Regions from separate parts of the Homo sapiens genome. Here regions 2, 3, 4, 5 and 6 are each linked to region 1. A link is a contact called in ENCODE Hi-C or POLR2A ChIA-PET data. All regions are on one chromosome and are shown on one strand. Each heading gives the region's core, a stretch centred on a gene start or an enhancer-like site at or near the end of the contact. The rest is flanking DNA. Distances are from core to core; before and after follow the strand shown. Region 1 overlaps LOC107984708 (a long non-coding RNA gene). Region 2 holds the start of MAPK1IP1L (mitogen-activated protein kinase 1 interacting protein 1 like). Region 3 has its middle 20 kb from the start of MAPK1IP1L. Region 4 holds the start of SOCS4 (suppressor of cytokine signaling 4). Region 5 overlaps FBXO34 (F-box protein 34). Region 6 overlaps ATG14 (autophagy related 14).

Evidence for each region. Hi-C counts contacts between places; a loop is a spot of excess contacts on that map. ChIA-PET counts read pairs that join two places held with the same protein, here RNA polymerase II (POLR2A). Pooled maps may share reads with other maps.
Region 2: a map of naive thymus-derived CD4-positive, alpha-beta T cell shows a loop between it and region 1 (9-fold over the local background). The contact joins the promoter of MAPK1IP1L here to the enhancer-like site in region 1. A Hi-C loop is called at or near these places in 1 of 168 maps with a recorded cell type or tissue (naive thymus-derived CD4-positive, alpha-beta T cell) and 6 of 50 pooled maps. POLR2A ChIA-PET finds 5 or more read pairs at or near these places in 8 of 52 experiments (CD8-positive, alpha-beta T cell, GM12878, WTC11 and 4 more).
Region 3: a loop to region 1 is called in a pooled map, with 2.1 times the contacts of the local background. The contact joins two enhancer-like sites. A Hi-C loop is called at or near these places in 1 of 37 single-sample maps with no recorded cell type and 8 of 50 pooled maps. POLR2A ChIA-PET finds 5 or more read pairs at or near these places in 3 of 52 experiments (H1, MCF 10A and WTC11).
Region 4: a pooled map shows a loop between it and region 1 (5-fold over the local background). The contact joins the promoter of SOCS4 here to the enhancer-like site in region 1. A Hi-C loop is called at or near these places in 5 of 50 pooled maps. POLR2A ChIA-PET finds 5 or more read pairs at or near these places in 2 of 52 experiments (activated CD4-positive, alpha-beta T cell and activated T-cell).
Region 5: a loop to region 1 is called in a map of heart right ventricle, with 9 times the contacts of the local background. The contact joins two enhancer-like sites. A Hi-C loop is called at or near these places in 51 of 168 maps with a recorded cell type or tissue (A673, B cell, CD4-positive, alpha-beta T cell and 32 more), 34 of 37 single-sample maps with no recorded cell type and 46 of 50 pooled maps. POLR2A ChIA-PET finds 5 or more read pairs at or near these places in 4 of 52 experiments (CD4-positive, alpha-beta memory T cell, Caco-2, H1 and 1 more).
Region 6: a loop to region 1 is called in a pooled map, with 2.2 times the contacts of the local background. The contact joins two enhancer-like sites. A Hi-C loop is called at or near these places in 4 of 50 pooled maps. POLR2A ChIA-PET finds 5 or more read pairs at or near these places in 5 of 52 experiments (AG04449, H1, OCI-LY7 and 2 more).

What each region holds. Positions count from the first base shown.
Region 1 is chr14:55,211,788-55,215,469 of GRCh38, reverse strand. The region is part of intron 2 of LOC107984708 (a long non-coding RNA gene); the gene reads right to left. Among named protein-coding and RNA genes, the nearest start is that of DLGAP5, 22 kb to the right of the region's middle. Within about 2 kb of position 2,214, at least 2 of the 41 ENCODE cell types and tissues checked have a DNase peak (open chromatin) inside an H3K27ac peak, as active enhancers do.
Region 2 is chr14:55,049,766-55,053,215 of GRCh38, reverse strand. MAPK1IP1L (mitogen-activated protein kinase 1 interacting protein 1 like) reads right to left here and starts at 1,569. Exons shown (of 4, transcript NM_144578.4): 1 at 1,413-1,569. RefSeq lists silencers at 999-1,158, 1,509-1,748 and enhancers at 1,779-1,978, 1,518-2,207.
Region 3 is chr14:55,070,439-55,073,683 of GRCh38, reverse strand. No RefSeq gene overlaps it. Among named protein-coding and RNA genes, the nearest start is that of MAPK1IP1L, 20 kb to the right of the region's middle. RefSeq lists an enhancer at 1,351-1,470. Within about 2 kb of position 1,648, at least 14 of the 41 ENCODE cell types and tissues checked have a DNase peak (open chromatin) inside an H3K27ac peak, as active enhancers do.
Region 4 is chr14:55,025,715-55,029,118 of GRCh38, reverse strand. SOCS4 (suppressor of cytokine signaling 4) reads right to left here and starts at 1,883. Exons shown (of 3, transcript NM_199421.2): 1 at 1,648-1,883. It overlaps WDHD1 (WD repeat and HMG-box DNA binding protein 1), which reads left to right and starts at 2,020. Exons shown (of 26, transcript NM_007086.4): 1 at 2,020-2,091; 2 at 2,316-2,408. The coding sequence starts at 2,332. RefSeq lists enhancers at 1,144-1,670, 1,671-2,198 and a silencer at 1,993-2,042.
Region 5 is chr14:55,347,946-55,351,663 of GRCh38, reverse strand. It overlaps FBXO34 (F-box protein 34), which reads right to left. Exons shown (of 2, transcript NM_017943.4): 2 at 1-1,283. The coding sequence starts at 1,273. Among named protein-coding and RNA genes, the nearest start is that of ATG14, 62 kb to the left of the region's middle. RefSeq lists a silencer at 2,003-2,052. Within about 2 kb of position 1,848, at least 2 of the 41 ENCODE cell types and tissues checked have a DNase peak (open chromatin) inside an H3K27ac peak, as active enhancers do.
Region 6 is chr14:55,396,998-55,400,535 of GRCh38, reverse strand. ATG14 (autophagy related 14) reads left to right here. Exons shown (of 10, transcript NM_014924.5): 2 at 3,102-3,164. It also overlaps a transcript of FBXO34 not described here. Among named protein-coding and RNA genes, the nearest start is that of ATG14, 13 kb to the left of the region's middle. Within about 2 kb of position 1,660, at least 5 of the 41 ENCODE cell types and tissues checked have a DNase peak (open chromatin) inside an H3K27ac peak, as active enhancers do.

The DNA.
Region 1 (3,682 bases), core at 965-3,464:
TATAACTAGGGTCACCAGATAAAATACAGGATGCCCAGTAACATGTGAATTTCAGGTAAACAATGATTTGTTTTTTATTATAAGTATGTCTCAGATATTGCATGAGGATATGCTTATACTAGAAACTTGTTCTTTATCTGAAGTTAACATTCAACTCACAACCCTGAATATTTATTAACTGTAGTTCTGTATTTTTATTTGCTAAATCTGGCAACCTTACACATAATTCTAAGGGCCTATGACAATTTTTAGTTGGCTAAAGGGTAATACCACGGACTTTCCAGACTACAAAATACCTGACTGTTGGAATTTTACTTTTAGATCTGCCTCTTTTATACTTAAAGAGCAATTATAAAGTAAGACCCCGTGTAACCACCACTCAAGTTAAGAAATATGTATATTTTTATTTTATTTTATTTTTATTTTTTTTTTTTTGAGACAGAGTCTCACTCTGTCACCCAGGCTGGAGTGCAGTGGCATGATCTCGGCTCACTGCAACCTCCGCCTCCTCAGTTCAAGCGATTCTTCTGCCTCAGCCTCCCAAGTAGCTGGGACTACAGGCATGTACTACCATGCCCAGCTAATTTTTGTATATTTAGTAGAGACGGGGTTTCACCATATTGGCCAGGCTGTTCTCGAACTCCTGACCTTGTGATCCACCTGCCTTGGCCTCCCAAAGTACTGGGATTACAGGCATGAGCCACCGCGCCAGGCCAGAAATATAGCAATAGAAGGACTATGCGAGTACCTTAGAAGCCATCTGTGTTCCTCTCCTCGGATGGCATCATTCTCCTTCCCCTTAAGGGGTAACCACTATCCTGACTTTTATGATAATCATTCTGTCTGGTGTTTCTTTAGGCTTGCCACCTATATATGCATCCATAAACAATATAGTTCATTTTGACTATTTTTGAACTTTATACAAAAGTTTCTATGTAAGTGATCTTTGTGACTTGTTTCTTTCACCCAACACTGTGTTTATAAAACGTGTCCTTTTTTTTTGAGACGTGGTTTCACTCTGTTGCGCAGGCTGGAGTACTGCAGTATGATTACCGCTTACTGCAGCCTCAACCTCCCAGGCTCAAGTGATCCTACTATCTCAACCTGCAGAGTAGCTGGAACCACAGGCACATGCCACCACACCTGGCTAATTTTTTTTTTTTTTTTTAGAGACAGGGTCTCACTAGGTTGCCCAGGGTGGTCTTAAACTCCTGGGCTCAAGCAATCCTCCCACCTCAGCCACCCAAAGTGTTGGGATTACATGCATGGGCTACCGTGCCTGGCAGTTTATCCATGTCAATGCATGCAGCTGTGGTTCTTTAATTCTTCTTTTGTATAAAAATGTTCCAATATGTGATTGTGCCCATAATTTATTCATCCATTGTACTGTTATGCGCTGATGGTACAGTTTTAACTTAAACTGACAATTTTTTAATGTTTTAAATGTATAGAAATGAGCCCAAATAACTATATCATGTGTAAAATGGGAATAATAAAAGAAAAAATAAAATAATAAAATAACTATCATAAAATAGTTTCATACTATGCAGGAAAATTGCTAATATTTAGTACTCTCTAAAATCTGTTGTTATTGTTTTCATTAATAGGGAAAAATTTAAGATGGCTTATATAAAATGGTTCTCATTTATAGTCATTTAATTTTTTTTTTTTTTTTTTTTTTTTTTTTTGAGACAGAGTCTTGCTCTGTCGCCCAGGCTGGACTGCAATGGCATGATCTCGGCTCACTGCAACCTCTGCCTCCCGGGTTCAAGCGATCCTAGTGCCTCAGCCTACTGACTAGCTGGGATTACAGGCACGCGCCACCACGTCCGGCTAATTTTTGTATTTTTAGTGGAGACGGGGTTTCACCATGTTGGCCAGGCTGGTCTCAAACTCCTGACTCAAGTGATCCGCCCGCTTCGGCCTCCCAAAGTGCTGGGATTGCAGGAGTGAACCACTGTGCCCAGCCTAAATTTTTTTATTGTTGTGCAACATACAAATAATAAAATGAACAAATAAAAATACAGCTTTATGAATTTTTACATATACACCTATGTAATCACCACCCAGATAAAAATGTAGAACATTTCCAGCACCCTCTTAAGATGACTGTCTTACGACGCTTTATTTCCTGTTGCTACCTACTAGAAAGCTGACTGCCTACATTTTTGAACACATGTCTAATACTGGGCCGCATGATGTTGGTTTCTGGGCTTTTGGGTGCCACCATATGGTAAGCCTGCTGTACTGCAATTGATTTCCAAAATAAAAAGTAATAATACAGATTCTGATGTGGTTAACAATGAAAACAGAGGACCTAATATTTCTACTAAAAAAGAAAAAGACTTATCTTCCAAAAGGATAATTTAAGATCATGTACATAATGACATTACATGTTTACAGTTAAATTGATTCTATAATTTTCTACTTGTATATTTAGCATATAAAGAAAAAAATGATTGCAGCCTGGCATTGACATGAGAATACTGATAGAGGCAGGAGGCAGAGAACTCTCCTAGGCAGATAGGGGAGGGTCCCTGGAGAACCCCCGACCCGCCAAGCTCATTGTGCACAGAAGGCTTGCCCAAACATGCCCGCAATGAAAAATTCCGTCCCTTAACACATGCGCAGTAAGGAAATAAATCAATGTGGAGTGGCTCAGACTAAGGACCCGCACGCGCACTGGAAAGATGGGGTGGAGCCAACCAAGAATTGATGCCCTATGCAAATAGGGAACCCAGCCCCATCAGCGGATATAGAAGCCCTTGTGTTCAACTATGAAGGAAGACAACCAGCAACCTGCTTTCAGGACCGCTCTTTTTGCTGAGATCATTCCTTTTCGCTTAATAAATTCTATTCCACTCACTCTTTGATGTTCCCGTGCCTAATTTTTCCTGGTCATGAGACAATAACTCGGATCTAGCTGAGCTAAGGAGTAAAAAATCCTACATCAATATGAATTTTATTTAAACACAGGATTTTTGTAAAAGTCATGGTGTTCAAGCCCAGCAGGCCAACTTTAATCTCTGAAATATGGCACAATCCAATGGTAATAAAGGCACAACATATTTCTTAAACATTGGAAAGGTCAATGTTGATTCTTTGTGTAAGACTTTCCCCAAAAAGATATTATTCGGATTCAGTCTTGAAAAAGAGTAAGTGTGTGTAAGGCAACAAGAGGGAGGAATGACTCTTCAAGTAGAATGAACATCATGAGAAAGGTATGGGGAATGGAAACTTGACTTGTCCATAAGCAGACAGAAAGAAGCTCAATGTGGTTAGAACATGGCCAACAGGAGAGTAACTACTAGGAAATAAAGCTTCAGAGGAAGATGGAGTCCAGATTACTACCGGCTTTCCATGAGCTGGAATTTGGGTATCACTCTGAAGGGCAGATAAAAGGGGTCCTTATCTGAAGGGCAGATAAGAAGGAGTTGGTCAAAAGCAATGGTGAAAACTGTTCTTGGTGTCTTTTTTAAAACGTGAAATCACTACTTTGTATCTGTTTAGAATAGACAGTATTGTTGTCTTTTGTAGCACTGGGTACCATCTGTCAGTGTTATTTTCCTTTCTGCTTTGTGAAGAGAATGGGGTAGTTAAATAGCTTCAGAAATCCAGGAGTATCTTATTATTCTGTTTTAGACACAGCTTCAGCACTGGGTTTGCATCTCCATTTATATGT
Region 2 (3,450 bases), core at 320-2,819, 160 kb after region 1:
TAATAAACAAATCTCTTAGTCGCTGCCTGGAATATAGCAAAACCTCAACAAATATTAGCTTTTATGATGCCTACTTTTAGGTCCATAAATCTTTATCTGCCCTAGTTTGGCACAAAACTTACATGGTGGCAAAATGTGACCTGAAGCTATTTATAGTTTCTATTCGCCCCCACTTAGAATGAATGTTCACATCTATTGCTGCAAATATTAATGTTGGATTATGGGGTGCCCCACTCTGCTGGGGGTGTTATCTCTCGTCTAACATGACTTTCTAAAAAGATGAAGATAAAATCCAAGTATTTTTGAATTCAAAACACACTAGCTTCAAAAGTTTCAGTTAAGAGACTGGGGATGGATTTTACCCATTCCGCCTGGAGTGAGGAAAAGAACATTCCAATATTTGCAATTCACTCCAAGTTTCTGAAGCAAACTCGCTTTGCATTGTGGGCTCAGAGATGCCAGCATGAAAAATTTCTATTCTTCCCCCAAAGAACACCAGTGAACAAAGAACTTATGAAATGTTTCTGAAGGCTACCTTTGCCTGTAATGAGGGTTCCTTTTCGAAACAGACCTTTACAACCCCCAGGTGTGTATTTCTCTAGTAGTAAAACTAAAAAAAATTCTTGCGGTCGAGTGAGCCTGGCTTCATGCTTTAACACTGGAATCTTTACCTATTAAAAGCTGTACTCTTGCTTTTCAAGGTAAAGAGGAAAACGGTCCAGCTATGCATACGCTATCGCAGGTATGTGCTCCTCAGTCCTAAAAAAGGAGATCACTGAATTCTGCCCTTCTCGTGGTTTGCCCTGGGTATTCATCTAATGTATCCGTGAGCAATTCCTCTAGTAAGTCATAACCAGAACGTTGTCACACTGCGGATTAACAAGCGCCCGAGACTCTTGTAAGAATCTTTTCAGGCCTTTCCCTTTTTATTAAAAATTAATGAATGAGTGTAATAGGGTGGGGGTAGAGGGGAAATCGGGGCCAAGGGGCGCGAGGCCGGCAGCCGTTTAGGGACGCACGAACAAAGGGAGTCCGGGATCAACCGGAGCGAACCGGCCTCCTAGCGGGTCGCGCCCGCCGGGAAGGGGTGGGGGAGGGGCCGGCCCGCGCCCGCCCCGCCCCGCAGCCAGACCTGACGTCAGGCGCCCAGAAACCCGTCGGGCGCGACGTCAGCGGCCTCCGACACCTTCTCCCTGGGGGGCGATCCCCAGGCAGCCCGCAGCGTGGAGGAAGGCGACCGATAGAAACGCTTAGTCCTGGTGCCAGGCAGGCGACCACGGCCCGAGCACTGGACGTGACTCGATGCACCTCGGTCACCGCGCCCGCTTCCCGCTTGGCCGCGCCCGCGGGCTCCGCAACCCCAGCTCCCCGATTCCCCTTCACGACTCCCACTAGTACCGAAGCAGCCTCACCCGGCAATATCCGAGACCGCAGTAGGGTCTAGAAGCGGCGATGGGTCCGAGGGACTGGGCCCTGAAGACGCGGGCGCAGCCTGACTGACGGCAGCTAGAGCAGCGGCGGCAACAGCACCAGCAGCGCGCGGCTCCTCCTGGCGCCGGAACAGGAAGCGCCGAGCGCACCGCCTCCGCCCGTTCTCCCCCTCCCCTCAGGCCGCGCCGCGTGCGCCTCCCGCAGGCCCCTGGCGGTACTGCGGCCCGCCAGGCCTAGGGGGATGGGCTCCACCTGGCGCCGGCTCCGGGCCGCTTTCCCCTGGTGGGCGGGCTAAAAGCTCCCAGAGTTTCCGGAGTTCCGAGGACTCGGAGGAAACGCCAGTGGCTGCCGATGTTCACGGCTTCCCGGCGGAAATTGCTAACTTGTCTTGAGTTGCTTGAGGGCTGATTCTGGATTCCTTTTGCTCAGCGGTTTTTACAGCTAGGCCTCGAAGGAGGCTGGGTATGGACGCGGTCTGATTTCGGCCTGACCCGAGGACTCAGATCCTCGGGCCAAAAGTGGGGAGAGGGAAAATATTAATACAGGAAAGGGAAGACGTTTGCAAATAGCTTGACAAATTGATATTTGCTTTCTTTGTAGATTTTTCCTCATCAATGCCTCTTCTCCCATGTTCTTTTTTGTTGTTTTTGAGACAGGGCCTCTGTCACACACGCTGGAGTGCAGTGGCGCGATCTCGGCTCACTGCAACCTCTGCCTGCTGGTCTCAAGCAATCCTCCCATCTTAGCCTCCGAGTAGCTGAGACTGCAGGCATGTGCCACCACATCCGGCTTATTTTTGTGTTTTTGATAGAGATGGGGTCTCACCCTGCTAGCCTCAAGCGATCTGCCCGCTTCGGCCTCCCAAAGAGCTGGTATTACAGGTGTGAGCCACCGTGCCCAGCCGCCATCTTCATTTCTGAATAAACATTACCTCCTGTGTCAGGCACAGATGACATGACCCCAGTCAAGGAACCTACTAACTAGCAATAAAGATGTCGTGATAATTATATGGTGTGCAAAATATATACATATATGCAATATACTTTTTTTTTTTTTTTGAGACGGAGTCTTGCTCTGTCGCCAGGCTGGAGTGCAGTGGCGCGGTGCGATCTCGGCTCACTGCAACCTCCGCCTCCCGGGTTCAAGCGATTCTCCTGCCTCAGCCTCCCAAGTAGCCGGAACTACAGGCGCGCGCTACCTTGCCCAGCTAATTTTTGTATTTAGAGACGAGGTTTCACCACGTTGGCCAGGATGGTCTCGATCTCTTGATCTTGTGATCCGCCCTCCTCGGCAAAGTGCTGGGATTACAGGCGTGAGCCACTGTGCCCGGCCAATATACATTTTTTAAGATATAAAAATATCCTAAAAGTATGTGGTACACTTGCATCTTGCTTTGTGTAAGGCATTAGTGAGTGAGTGGGTGGCCATTTAACCATGAACTTGTTTAAAGGAAGACATCCCTGGATGTTTTCCACAGCACACACAATTCTCACACTGAAAAAGGGGCAACAGAGGAACTTCAAATACCTAAGCCGAGAGTCTTATTTTTGGGTAAGGGCACACAGGCCTATGGAAAATTACACGACTGGTGTGGACCTAGCCTGTTCTCACTGGTGACAGTGAATCAGCAGTGCCTTGAGCCATGCTGAAACCTGAAGCAACAAGAAATCAGTAATCTGGTCAGGTTTGATTTGAAATTTGGTATCTTGCTCATCATAGGCTTTTTTGCATCAATTCAGATATTACAATATTGTACCAAAACATTGTCTTCCTTAGTCGTATAGTCAAATATTTGTCCCTAAGTGCCTCACCATACCCTAGTCCTGGCGCTGTGTACCAGTAATGGATAGCCTCCAACTTTTCCTTGCCTGCAATCAGCCAGTAGCTGAGCACGTTGGAGGGGTCTAGATCTAGGCCATTCCTGTCCCTGTGGGCTTCTCTACAGGCAACCTTTGCTTGGGAACCAAGTCCTCATCTAGCAGTCTCAAGATGCACTGAAGTCCGAAGCTCCCCTACCCA
Region 3 (3,245 bases), core at 399-2,898, 140 kb after region 1:
CTATATTGTATTTTACATTTTGTATTATTTATTGTTGTTTTCCTTCGAAATATTTTCCACCTGAGGTTGGTTGAATCCCCAGATGCAGAACCCACAGATACAAGCGGCCGACTGTATGTGAATGAAGGGGTAACTTCTACAGTAAAACATGTTTTTTAGGACAAGTTTTTTCTCTGAGGAAATAAAATCTTCACTGGTACTCTTTTTTTGTTATATTTAGGACAACCATGTGACTTATCACAAACACCAGGACACTTTTGTGGATGCAAGGGAGGTGCTTTAATAATTATACCTGGAGTCTGGGCGTGGTGGCTCACGCCTGTAGTCCCAGCACTTTGGGAGGCCAAGGTGGGTGGATCACCTGAGGTCAGGAGTTCGAGACCAGCCTGGCCAACATGGTGAAACCCTGTCTCTACTAAAAATACAAAAACCAGCTGGGTGTGGTGGTGGGCACTTGTAATCCCAGCTACTTGGGAGGCTGAGGCAGGAGAATCGCTTGAACCCAGGAGGCGGAGGTTGCAGTGAGCCGAGATCATGCCATTGCATTTCAGCCTGGAGGGAAAAAGCAAAACTCTGTCTCAAAAAAAAAAAAAAAAAAAAAATTATACCTGGCAAACAGGAACCAGAATGATTCCAGGCCATATATCCAACTGGGACATATAACCACTTGCTTAGAGCACAAGGTTGGTGGTTAATAAATATTAGGATCACATTGTGTACTCCCTGCTCCCCCCGGCATGTGAGGTAAGAGCTAATCACATTGTGTAACATTTAATCCTTAATGTTGATCACCTAATTTTTATTTTTTTGAGACAGGGTCTTACTCTGTCACTCAGGCGTGGTGCCATCATGGCTCACTGCTACGTCTGCTTCTTGGGCTCATGTGATCCTCCCACCTCAGCCTCCCAAGTAGCTGGGATTATAGGCATGAGCCACCACGCCTGGGTGATAATCTGATTTTTAAAAAAGGAATATTCATATAGAGCTACTATATTAGATGTGCATTGTTTGGGGTATGCTAACATACCTAGTGGATCTCTAGCTAGAGGGAATGAAGAATGTTTTTTCCCTCATGGTACTTTGAGCATTATTATGTTTATAGGTAAGGGAAGTGAGCACAGGAAGCTAATCAGTTGCCGTAAATCACACACCAGAGCTGAGCTCAAAGCTTAAAATAAAAACCCTAAAAAACAAATTCGTGACCCAACACTGATTTAAAAAGAAAAGTAAAAAATAAAAATACCAACTCTGCCCTGTGAATCCCCAGCAATTGTGTTGCTCGCTGAACCATGAAGGGCTGCCCTTTAGAATTTGATCACAGAGGCATCGAAGGTGGAGACTTATTACCCCTTTCAGACGAGAAATCTTATGCTGGGAAGCTGCTTTTCCTAGTTCGCACAAGTCCTCTTCATTCCACTTCTATAAAAAGCCCAAGTAAGAGTCCTAATCGTTAGTCATGCAGTTTAGTCTTTTTGTAGATTTGAGCATTCAAGAAAGGACGCAGGTGATTCATTAAGCTTAGTACTTGGGGTTTTTGTGTGTTGCAGTAACTAAGCAACAGTTAAGATATTTTAACTTAGCATGTCCTGCATTGGCACGTTTAAAAAAAGAACTGTCATGCCGTGCTTGGCAGAACCTCACTCTGACTCTTCCACACTCTGTGCAGTTCCTGTACATCTTGGCTGCCCATCCACTGCTAACAGAGACCTCTTCTGTCTCAGCTGCTCTGACAGCCTTGGCCTAGTGTGTGCCACTGCAGGGTAGCTGGATATCCATGTCTCCAATGACTGGTAACTGCAAAGGCTGGACCTGGAACTAGTGGTTTGATCATCCACTACCTTAATTCTCTCATTCACATTTTAAACCCACTCTTAACTGCTATACCTTTGAACATTTGCCTTTATGAAAACACAACTCAAGTTCTAGGTTAGCACTTGAAGAACTGTGATTATTCACAAAACCATGCATTTCAAACATAACCATTAGCTTTTTTTTTTTTTTTTAACTGAATATCCGATGAAACTCACTAAATGAAGTGTGAGAGGTCTGCTACATAACATTCAATTTAGATAGATTTGATTGTCCAGATAGTTTTGGAAGAACTGCAGTACTAGATGCCTGAACAAAAAAAATAGAACCTAGTGGATAAACTCTAAGCCTTGATAACAGAAGCACTGGTTCATTATTTATGTGGTATGACTCTGGGAATTTAACCTCTAAACAGGATCTTGCTCTGTCGTCCAGGCTGGAGTGCAGTGTAGCCTCTAACTCCGGGGCTCAAGTGATCCTGCCACCTTGGCCTCCTGAGTAGCTGGGACTAGAGGCACATGCCACCACACCTGGCTAATTCTTCAATTTTGGCTTGTGGAGATGGGGTCTTGCTATGTTGTCCAGGCTGGTCTCAAACTCCTGGCTTCAAATGATCCTCCTGCCCTGGCCTTTCAAAGTGTTGGGATTACACAGGCATGAGTCACTGCGTATCTCTTTTAAACTTGGTTTCCTTATCTCTAAAGTGGCTTTTAAATCTACGTATCTTTAAGGAAAGCTAGACTATATGACCATTAAATAAAACGACAAGCTCTGACATAAAACATAATCAGAGCAAAACTTAAAATGTTCTATTTCCTCTTTTCTTACGTAAAACTAAGTATGGCTTAGAATCCCATATGACCCAATTCTATTACACTTGGGAACCTCTGACTATGATCTAAATAAACCTCAAGTAGCAGACATGGTCATTTATAATGGTAGTTTTTTAAAATTTAAAAGCAGCAAATCTGTCCCCTTCCTGAAGCAACTTATCAGTAAGGAAAATACACGAAGTGCAGAGTGGAACTGCTCTAGGGAAAGCAGGGAGAGACTAAGCGTTATAAGCTCTACTTGGTCCTCTCCTCAGCACTGGGAAAATCAATTTTCCCAAATGAGAGAAAAAAGTTTAAGTGCCACGAGGGCCAGGCATGGTGGCTCAAGCCTGTAATCCCAGCACTTTGGGAGGCTGAGGCAGGCGAATCACCTGAGGTCAGGAGTTTGAGACCAGCCTGGTCAACATGGCAAAACCCCATTTCTAGTAAAAATACAAAAACTAGCTAGGACTGGTGGTGTGCACCTGTAATTCCAACCACTTGGGAGGCTGAGGCAGGAGAATCGCTTGAACTCGGGAGGCGGAGGTTGCAGTGAGCAGAGATTGCATCACTGCACTCCAGCCTGGGCGACAGAGTGAGACTGTCCCAAAAATAAGTAAAAGC
Region 4 (3,404 bases), core at 634-3,133, 190 kb after region 1:
TTTGACTGAAACAAATGGAATTGTGAAAACATGATACTAGCAAAAACAAGAATACATTTTTTAATATTTGAAAAATTTACTGGATAATTATTTAAACAAATCCCACTTTAAACAAAAAACACTAAATACCCACCCAAAGCACCCCTTTAGTAACATGAGATATTAATAACAATTACTTTTATACATCCATGAGTATCTCCTATATACTCTAACAATGCGACGGAGGTAGGTGTCATCTCCATTTTAGAGATGAGGAATTCGATTTTCAGTAAAGGAACATATTCAAGGTCACACAATGTGTCAGTTAGAATTAAAACCCAGGACTGTTAAACTCGGAGGCTCAAGCTTTTACCATACATGCAAAATCTGCAAAGAAAATTGTTCTTTAACCTATGAATCAAATGGCTTGATTGATAAGAGAAAATGACAGATGTGTGGACATCAATCATAGTCTCATGGGTATTACAGATATTATAGTGAAGGCATTTTGTAGCTATAACTTGTTCCAATTTGCAGATTCTTCTTATGCTGAGCTCTGAATAGTACTAACCAGAAATCTCACCACGCTTTATTCAACATAGAGACGAATATTATGAGAGTTCATCTTGAACTCTATGTACTCTAGCCAATGATATTGTTACTTGAACGAAAAAATTTATAAGCCAGTCTATCCAAAAAACAAATGATCTCCAAAAAAAAAAAATTAGGTCACTCAGAAAGCATCATCTCTGGTACCACTGCTCTTTCGGGAGATCAACAGTGGGTTATTTTTCCACAAATCCCAAGTTGTTTTTAAGCCAATCATTCTTCCTCTTCATTCATATACAAACCTCAGCGTCTAGCAAGGCTATCTGGAGCTCTAGTACTAAAAACAACGCCTCACACAATGCCACCCACGGTAAGAACACGACGGTTTGCCTGTGTGTTTGCAACTTTTCACAATGGAACTAGATTGAAAAAAACAATAGGGAAACCTCTTCAACAGAAAAACGTCTCAGGTAATAAAATAAATGTGATTGATACTGGAAGGTATCACAAAAACGCAGAAAAATTCTCAAAGATAAGTACAAATGAAAGAATATCATTCTGAAGGTTTTCATCACAGGCTGCTGTACCAATATGGAGAATGAAGATACAAGAAAAGCATAAACTTAAACTTAGTGGCCAAGACTTTAGCAGATATTGCATGGATCAAATGTAAGTGCTCAAGGCTACTAAGTTATAACTCTTCTTTTGGTTATAAATATTCACTTCAGTAAACTTTAGGTGGGATCTGAATAGAGAACACAAGTTACTTTCTTCATAACGGATATATAGAGTCGCAAAGAATAAGCATTAATTGAGCATTAATTAATTATACCTTCAGGTACCAAGAGAACCAACCGGAACAGAAATTAAGTCATTCCTTCTTTATCTCTACAGAAGCGACAAGGTGAGGGCACGAAGGATGCCAAGATTAGAGGCTCTAGAAGATCTCGCCTTCTTTTCCAGAGAAGATGCTCAAAGATCTGTCTGCTAACTGGGCCCCAAGAAAGAGACCGGATCCTTTTAGGGATCCGGATATTGTTTCCTGGGAGGAGAGCCTGGAGGGCAGGAACAAGACCCCGGCCTGCGAGGCCAGGCAGCGGCCACCCTTCCCCCACTCACCTCCCGGAGCGCAGCTTAACTGGGGTTGTGCGAGTAACTGCTGCCATCACCATCGCCATCAGTCTGGGCGCTTGCTTAAGTGGAGAGGGGAGGCCCAACCACTCCTGCACCTCGTGTAGGTCTTACAAAGCAGATGCTTTTCTGCCACCCCCAACCCCGCTTCGGCGTTCCGGTCCCAACCCAGCCGTCACGGTCATCGCCTCCGCCGGTTCCCTGGGCGCCGCCACCACTTCCGTGTTCAGCTCCCTCCCTTCCTCCCTGATTTGCCCGGGCAACCGGCTAATTTCCACGCGGAGGGCGCCGCAGCTGACGCCACCACCCGGCGACCTCTGTCGGGACCTGCGCTGGGCGTGGGCGGGTCGGCGCAGGCGCAGTGTGGTGAGCGAGCCGAAGCGCGGGAAGCAGCTCTTGTGGATCCTCAGTGGCGGAGGCTCGGTCACCCGGGTGAGTCCCCACTCCGGCTGCCCGCGTCCACCAAGGAGATGCGTGTTCCCTTTCCGGCTTATTGTCTGACAGACCCTCTGCCTTATCCCGCTGGTGTCACTCGGGTGGGGGAAACCGGGCTGCGGAGAACGGGCCCTAGAGGAGACTAAGCTCTCTTCCTATCCCTAGCCTCGCTGCTTTTCTCTTTTGAAATAATAAGACTGGCTTTTATAAAACATTTTCAGATAGGTAAAGGAAAACATGCCTGCCACACGGAAGCCAATGAGATATGGGCATACAGAGGGACACACGGAGGTCTGTTTTGATGATTCTGGGAGGTAAGGTTCTTTGAGAAACAACGTTTTAGGTGCAAATGTTAAAACATTTATCCTTAAACTTTATATGTGCAGTCAGCTAAAAATGACTCATGCGGATAGAGGAATAATGTTGAAATCTAAAATGGCACACATATTTCTTTAGATTATTGTTTGATTCGGGCCGTCATGGTAGTTGTAGTATATCGACAAAGTTATAATCGTACTTCCAGAGGAGTTGGAAAGATGCGAGCTTCTCTCCATATATTTTCCCCTTCCCTGCATCTTACATTATTAATTTTGTCAGATCACTAGTTACTGCCTACTTGTCAAATTCAGTGGCCTGTTCTGTTTGGAATGATATCCTTCCATGCCTTTAGTGATGCTATTTCCCTTTTTGCTTATTTTTTTTTAACTTTTTGACGGCTTAAAACAATTTTTTCCTCTGATTCCTAAACTATAATATTTTCCTACGGTTATTCTGGTCCCTTTTATCTTTCCAAGTCCCATTCTTACGCACTACTGCTCGATTGCACGGCTTCCACTGTCGCTTCTATGTTGATTGATTCATTGAAAAAATACTTGTGTGTCTCTTTTGCTGGGGACTACAGATAGAATAGAGCGAACCAGACACAGTCTTTTCCTCCTTTGAGCTTAAGGTCTTTTTGGATTGACAGGCATTGAACACAAATTAATCACAAAAATAAATGTGTATTTAGAAACAAGTAATATGTGCAGTGATAAACATGTATGAGGAGAAGCTCATCTAGTTAAAGGAGTCAGGGAAGGCTTCTTTGGACAAGTGTTTCTTGAGACGCCATCTGAAGACGGAGCAGGCATTAAGCAGTATAAAGAGATGAGTGGTGGTGGCGGTGGGGTGGTGATGTTGGCATAGTAAGCAGAGGCAATACTGTGTGTAAAGGCCCAATGGGGCCAGGGATCATGGTATGCTCAAAGAACTGAAGGAAAACTAGCCTTACTAAAATGTGGAGAGTGATGCAGAGTTTAGTGAGAGATGAA
Region 5 (3,718 bases), core at 599-3,098, 140 kb before region 1:
AGGCTTGGGAATAGGTATGAGAGGAAAAAGGTAACCCAACGAGTTCATCTGTCATTTCCACATCATATCTGTTGCTGTTTTTCACGGCAGTTTGCGAACCCGGCTCTAACTCTGCACTGTCTATGTGGAAACTCACTCCTGCTGGCAATGGGGGGCAGTCCTGAGAAGCACCGTCCCAGGCCTGGTCCTCCTTAGGAGAACAACGATCAGCTCTTGAAGGGCCACAATCCACAGATACAGACCCCACAGGATTCACCTGAGTGTCAGGTGCCTCCAAGACGCCTTTCTTTGTTTTGCCTTCATCAGCCTGAGTGCTATTTGCAAGCAATACTCTGCCCACATTTCGACGGAAGCTGTTATTCCTTGAGAGGCTCCCAGGCTCACGCTGGCCCTGCCGCTTCAGGCACTCAGACTCCAACTTGGCTACCATGTCAAGGACACGGACTGGTTCGCTCTGTGGTTCACCAACCTCAAGATTTCCCCTTTCTGTGGGTTCTTCACAAGCTCCTGGGGCAGAATAGGACTCAGACACTGCAGGCACACCTCTGGATTGGCCAGAAAACCTCACAATTGCAGGTGAGTTTGTGCAGTTTTTTGAACAGCTAGCTAGCAGAGCACTGGCTCTTTGCTCCAAGAAGGCAACCATCTGTATAACTGACAGAGGCCTCCCAGCATAGACTCCATCCCCACTGTCACTCACATAGTGCACAGAACAGTGCTCAATGCCACATGCAAAAGGCTCAGGTTGGTAGCACCTGCTGTTAACCTCCCTCATCCTTTCCACCTGTACCTTGGCTTTTTTAAGATCCCCTGATTTTTTCCTTCTCTTAGTAGCTCTCCCATCAATATCCCAGGAACTTTTTATTTTCATAGATCCTATCCTGTTACTACACTGGTGGGATGCAAAGAATGCAATTTTTTCCTTGGTATTTCCAGGTTTCACAACAGCCCAGATATCAAGTGGTCCTTCTTCTTCGCCCTGGTGGATCGTTGCAGATGGTGCATTCTTTTTGGTTTTAACATTCAAGCTGCTCTCTACAGGACTCTTCCCACTCATACTGCACAGAACATTTGGAGAAAGGATCCCAAATGGCTTTCGAGATGATGCTTTACCGAGAGAGGCTGAAGGAAAGACACTTGATGTTATGTGGCTAGCTTTGCATGTTTCATCATTTACAGCCTTTTGGTGGTTCATAGGAGTTCTCTGCGTTTCCCTGCTGACTTCCGGGGGGTGCTCTTTCTTCTGGAGCTTCCAATATGGCTTTAGGTGCATAACAAAGCCCCTATAGGAAAGAAATACACATTTGATTCAGAAACCAATTTTGTTTTTAGAAAAAAATGTTTTTAAATTTAAGCTCAGATGGTTCTTAGCAACTAAGAAAAACATGTTCTACCAGTTCATTAAATCTTTACCAACTCTCTCATGATAGTTTTTACTGCACATATCAAGAATAACAAACAGCTACCAGTTTATATGGTGTGTAGTACTTTTTTTTTTTTTTTACAGAAAATAAATTGGTTTTGACTGAAGAACTTCAGAAACTGACTTCAGTTAACATTTGGTAAACTTTAACCTTTTAAATTAAAAAAAAATCTGAACTTCCTGAAAACAACTAAGTATTAGGCATAGTACAGAAGAAAGGAAAGTATAAAAAGAACTCCTCCAAGATCCCTACTAGATTTTTAAACACCCTTTCTAAATCATCACAATTCGCATTTTATTAGTTGCAAACAGCCCATCAAAATTATTGCTTCCTGGCCGGGCATGGTGACTGACGTCTGTAATCCCAGCACTTTGGGAGGACAAGGCAGGCGTATCACGTGGGGACAGGAGTTGAAGACCAGCCCGGCCAACATGGGAAAACCCTGTCTTTACTAAAAGTACAAAAATCAGCCGGGCGTAGTGGGGCGTGCCTGTAATCCCAGCTACTCGAGAGGCTGAGGCACAAGAATTGCTTTAACCTAGGGGCAGAGGCTGCAGCCAAGATCGCACACACCACTGCCCTCCAACCTGGGCAACAGAGCGAGACTTTGTCTCAAAAAAAAAAAAAAAAAAGAAAATTATTGCTTCCTAAACTATTCCCATACCACTGAATACTGAATATTTAGATGTTTACAATTTTTCATTTGCTTCCTGTGTACTTTGCCCATCTATTAGTCTTGATTTTCTAAATAATCTATGTGTAGAAACATTTAACTGTCGAATTTCCTGTAACCATCTTAAATATAGACCCTACAGTCCTTATTAATTCTAAAACCATTTTAAACTAGTTCAGAAAGATGGTGCCTTGTTTTGGTCCTTGGCCAGGGGTAGAGATGGGAGCTATTTCAGAAACGAGACAAAAAGATGATTACATGCAGAGACTAGTGTTCCAGTCCCTGCCATATCAGTGATTATCTAGACATGGTGATTTTACCTTGGGCAAGTCACTTCCTCTCTCGGTCTCAGCTGAAATGTTAACTGAGGGGCTGAAATACTAGATAACCTAATGAACTTGTCAATGTACAATTTACATAAAACAGCCCACTGCTACACAAAACACCCTGGATTGAGGAAAGAGTGTTTTCTAGGGATGGCTGGACTCCTGCAAAATAAACCTAGAAACTAAAGATCTGCAGTCCCAGTTTGGTGGGAGTGAGGCAATAGTACCTACAGGTCTAAGCACGTGAAGTTTCACCTACTCTTGCTCACTGGGACAGCAGCTGAACACATACATCTCAGACAGCTCAGTATATTCATCCTCCTTTGCTCCACATTTACTGGGTACCTGCCATATGGCAGCCTCTGTGGTAACTGATTTCAGGTTATCAGTTTTAATCACCAAGAATGAAAGTGATCGTCTGGAACAAGTTTACCTTTCACCTTCAACTTTTAAATCCTACATTCTAGTCTCAGATAAAAGAATTATGGATATTGATATCTTCTAGCCAGATAAAGAGAAATTTTGCATTTAAAGCATACAAAGTGTTTTTTAAAAGTTACCCCTGAAATAGGAGCCAGGCATGGTGGCTCACACCTATAATCCCAGTGCTTTGGGAGGCATAGGTGGGAGGACCCTTTGAGGCCAGGAGTTTGGGACCAAGTTTATTCCTAGTGATTAAAACTGGTATCTGAAAACAGTTACCATAGAGGCTGCCATATGGCAGGCACTCAGTAAATGTGGAGCAAACGAGGATGAATACACTGAGCTGTCCAAGATGTATGCTTCAACTAGGAAAGCCTGGGCAACGCGGCAAGACCTCATCTCTAAAAAAAATTTTTTTTTAATTAGCCAGGTGTGACGGCACGTGCCTGTAGTCTCAGCTAATGGGGTGGTTGAGGCAGAAGGATCTATTGAGCCCAAGAGTTTAAGGTTACAGTAAGCTATGATCACACTGCTATACTCTAGCCTGGGCAACACAGCAAGACCCTGTCTCCAAAAACAACAACAACAAAAAAACCCAACCAAACAAACCCAACCAACCAACCAAACAAAACCTTTGAAACAGATCTTATCAGGGTCTTTCTGATCTTTGGCAATTTATAGCCTAATCATCTGTAGAGATCTTCCCCCTTTCTGCACTGTGACATTTTTAATAGCTTTCTATCATTATACTGTATAGTCTTACAAATAGAGCTACCCAGAATTCAAGAACGGATGACATATAAATGAATAAAAGAGGCACACCTAGTGCTCTCTGTGCCAACTATTTTCTACATTTTCATATCCGTTCAACC
Region 6 (3,538 bases), core at 411-2,910, 190 kb before region 1:
ATCATAGTGAAAATTTGGAAGGAAGAATGGTGTTCACCTGTAGAGGTTTATATAAATAAATTATATGGTGTCCATCCAGTGAAATGCCGTGTACCTATTAGTGAATTAGATCAATATGTTCTGGCATGGAAAAAGAGACCAAGATACTTTATGTGACAGCTGCAATTTGGAAAACAATATGTGAAATATGGATCCCCCTACACACACTTTTAAAAACTATATATATAATATGTATCATTAAATTTGGTTTGAATATAGTGATACTCTATTTTTCACCTCTTGGAAGCTGTATTGAGAAAGCACAGACTTGTGGAATGAATTTTTTATCTCCTTCTGTGAGTGGTGGGATGGAGACTGCAGAGCCTGGATGAGTGACTGAGTGAGCAGTTGCAGCCCTGACCCACGCATGTGGTTTGGTATCATTTGCTCTTTTGCTTTACTGACACCACCTATTTTTGATTTCTTTCATGAAGGAGGACGTGACTCATGAAGTATTAGGTTGGTGCAAAAGTAATTGCTGTTTTTGCCATTCCTTTCAATATTTGATACACTAGGACTTATCTTTTGTTTGTTATTCCTGCTGCCATCTGTATATTTGTAAGAGTTTGTTTCTTTTGTGTTTTTAACAAAGTCCAAGAAAATCAACCAGCTCACTATTAAGCTAGACACAGTTGTCTGTCTTCCCAATTTGTTTTAGAGCAAAGTGGCATTTTTACAACAGACCTCAAAGGAGAACTTTTATGGCCTCTGAAGTCAAGATTTGATTTTCCCTGTCAGTCCTTTGCATGGTTTGAGATTGCTAACTTGTGAGTTTATTATTTTCTAATTATCAGAACATAAATCACCCTGTTGTCTCACTGATATAAAAGTAAATACTATATTAGTCTCTCATTTTTGATACAAGGAAACAGAAGCATATAACAAGTGATAGGTCCAAGAATTCACAGTCAACTGCAGGAGAATTTATAATTAGATTTCTTAGTATTCTGGAGGATGCCTTGTTTTGTGTTGCAGGTACATAGTAAATGCCTGATAGACTGACTGATGAATCTATGGGTTCATCCACATTCCACATTGGTTTCTGAGTTTTCTAATACTGGTTCATGCTGTTGCCACCTTACTGGACATTACAGTGCTATTCAGTAGAACTTTCCACAATGATGGGAATGTTCTGTATGTACACCATCCGGTAAGTCATATGTGGCTGTTGGAATGTGGATGGCAGTACAACTGAGGAACTGAACTTTTAATATAATTTTAATTAATTTAAATTTAAATAGTCACATTATAAGTATATAATTCTGTCACATATAATATTGCCTATTTGCTTTTTCTGTTTAATGTATATTGTGCATTTTCAGTGACTATTAAATTTGTTAGGGTCATGATTAGACCATTTTATTTATTCCTCTTAGAAGCAGACATCTTGGGGTATGTTTCCAACATGGGATTACAGAAATAGTATTTTAGAAAGACTTCTTTGTCCAGAATATTTTTAGGTCTGTTATGGCCTGTTGAATTGTTTTCCTTTTTGCTGGGAAATAGCCAAAAGCCTATTCTTGAACACCACATCATGTTACTGCAGCATGAGTCATTATCCCTGTTCCCTTGAAAATGGTCAGTGGGTCACGTTCACTCCACAGTCAGTTGTATGATGTTAGTCATACAATTTTTTTTTTTTTGTCCATGCCCTTATTAAGCAGCAAGCCACATCTTAGGCACTCAGTAGCCATGTGTGGCTGGTGGCTACCACATTGAACAGCACAGATCTAGAAGACATTTATAGAACACTGCCCAACAGCTGTAGAATACACGTTATTTCAAGTACGCGTGGAACTTTCTCCACGGCATACCATATGCAAAGCCATAAGACAGTCTCAGGTTACAAGATCGAAATCACACAATATATTTTGTAACTACATCAGAATGAATTAAATTAGAAACAATAACAGTAAGCTACCTAGAAAAGCCTGTATATCTGAAAATTAAACAATATGCTTCTAAATAATGGATGGGTAAAAGAAGGATTCTTATGGAAGATTAAAAGTTTCAAACTAAATGATAATGAAAATACACAATATCAAATCTTAGGATATAGCTATAACAGTGCATAGAAGGAGATTTTAAACTTCATGTGATTATATTTAAAAGGAATAGAAGTTTAAAATTGACCTGAGTTATCACCTTAAACTGCAAAAAGAAAACAAAAACAAAAACAAAAAACCCAAGTAAGTTGGCAAGAAGAAAATAAAGATAGAAAACTGGCAAATAGAAAATAATAACTATGCTGGGCGCGGTGGCTCACACCTGTAAGCCCAGCACTTTGGGAGGCAGAGGCGGGCAGACCACCAGGTCAGGAGATCGAGACCATCCTTGCTAACACAGTGAAACCCCGTCTCTACTAAAAATACAAAAACAAAATTAGCTGGGCATGGTGGCAGGCGCCTGTAGTCCCAGCTGCTTGGGAGGCTGAGGCGGGAGAATGGCGTGAGCCCAGGAGGCGGAGCTTGCAGTGAGCCAAGATCGCACCACTACACCCCAGCCTGGGTGACAGAATGAGACTCCATCTCAAAAAAAAAAAAAAAAAAAAAAGAATTACTGCAATGTGATACCTCTTCTTTTTGATAACTTTTACAAGTAATTTTTTAGCCTATGATAACTAGCAATAAAATTAGTGAAAAAAAGTCTACAATTTTTAAAAATTTATTATAAGGAATCAGTTTATAGGAGAGAGCAGGATTGAATCCAGATTAGTAATTAAAATTTGTTTTCTAGTGAAAGCATCAATTTCCTTGAATTCAAATTCACTTTAGTGTTCTGATGTGCCTGTTTTGACAAATAATTTAATCTGGGCGGAAGATATCTATAGACATATTTTATAAACACAGGAAATAATTTTAAAGTTGAGGATTTGAGCTTAGTTTTAAAAGAACCAAATGGTTAGCAGTTGTGTGCACCCCGTTGAGAAGACGTGTATTTACTATCAGGACAATGACATTTTCACATGACTCTGCAGAATGATTGGTTCTTGGGAATTTGCATAGTCTCATTGAACTGAAAAAATGACCATTTAAATAAGACATTGAATTTTTTTGTTACAGGTTTATCGACAAGAAGGAAAGGTTAAGCCGACTTAAGAGCAAGCAAGAAGAATTTCAGAAAGAGTGAGTGTTTTGTTTTGTCTTTTAATTTGTGGAGGTGATCTAGTCAACATTTGGTTGAATTCAGTGCTGTGGTATGCAGATATACGGATTGCTAACTTACTGAATTTAGGATACAACCTCTTAAAGTGTAGGAAAGGAGTGCATGTGGGAGAGGTAAAGCAGGAGAAGTTACCAAGTTTCTAGAAAATACTGGCCTCAGATCCGGTGTGTGGTATACAGTAGATACTCAGTGAATCAAATCCCTGGCACTGATAATTGATGTGTGGGTCCAGGACAGTCAGCATGATTAGTAGACTTAAATTAGTGCTGGTGGCTCCCATAGGACATTACTGCTTCCATTTACCATTCTTCTTTTGTCCATATCAGTATTTTAC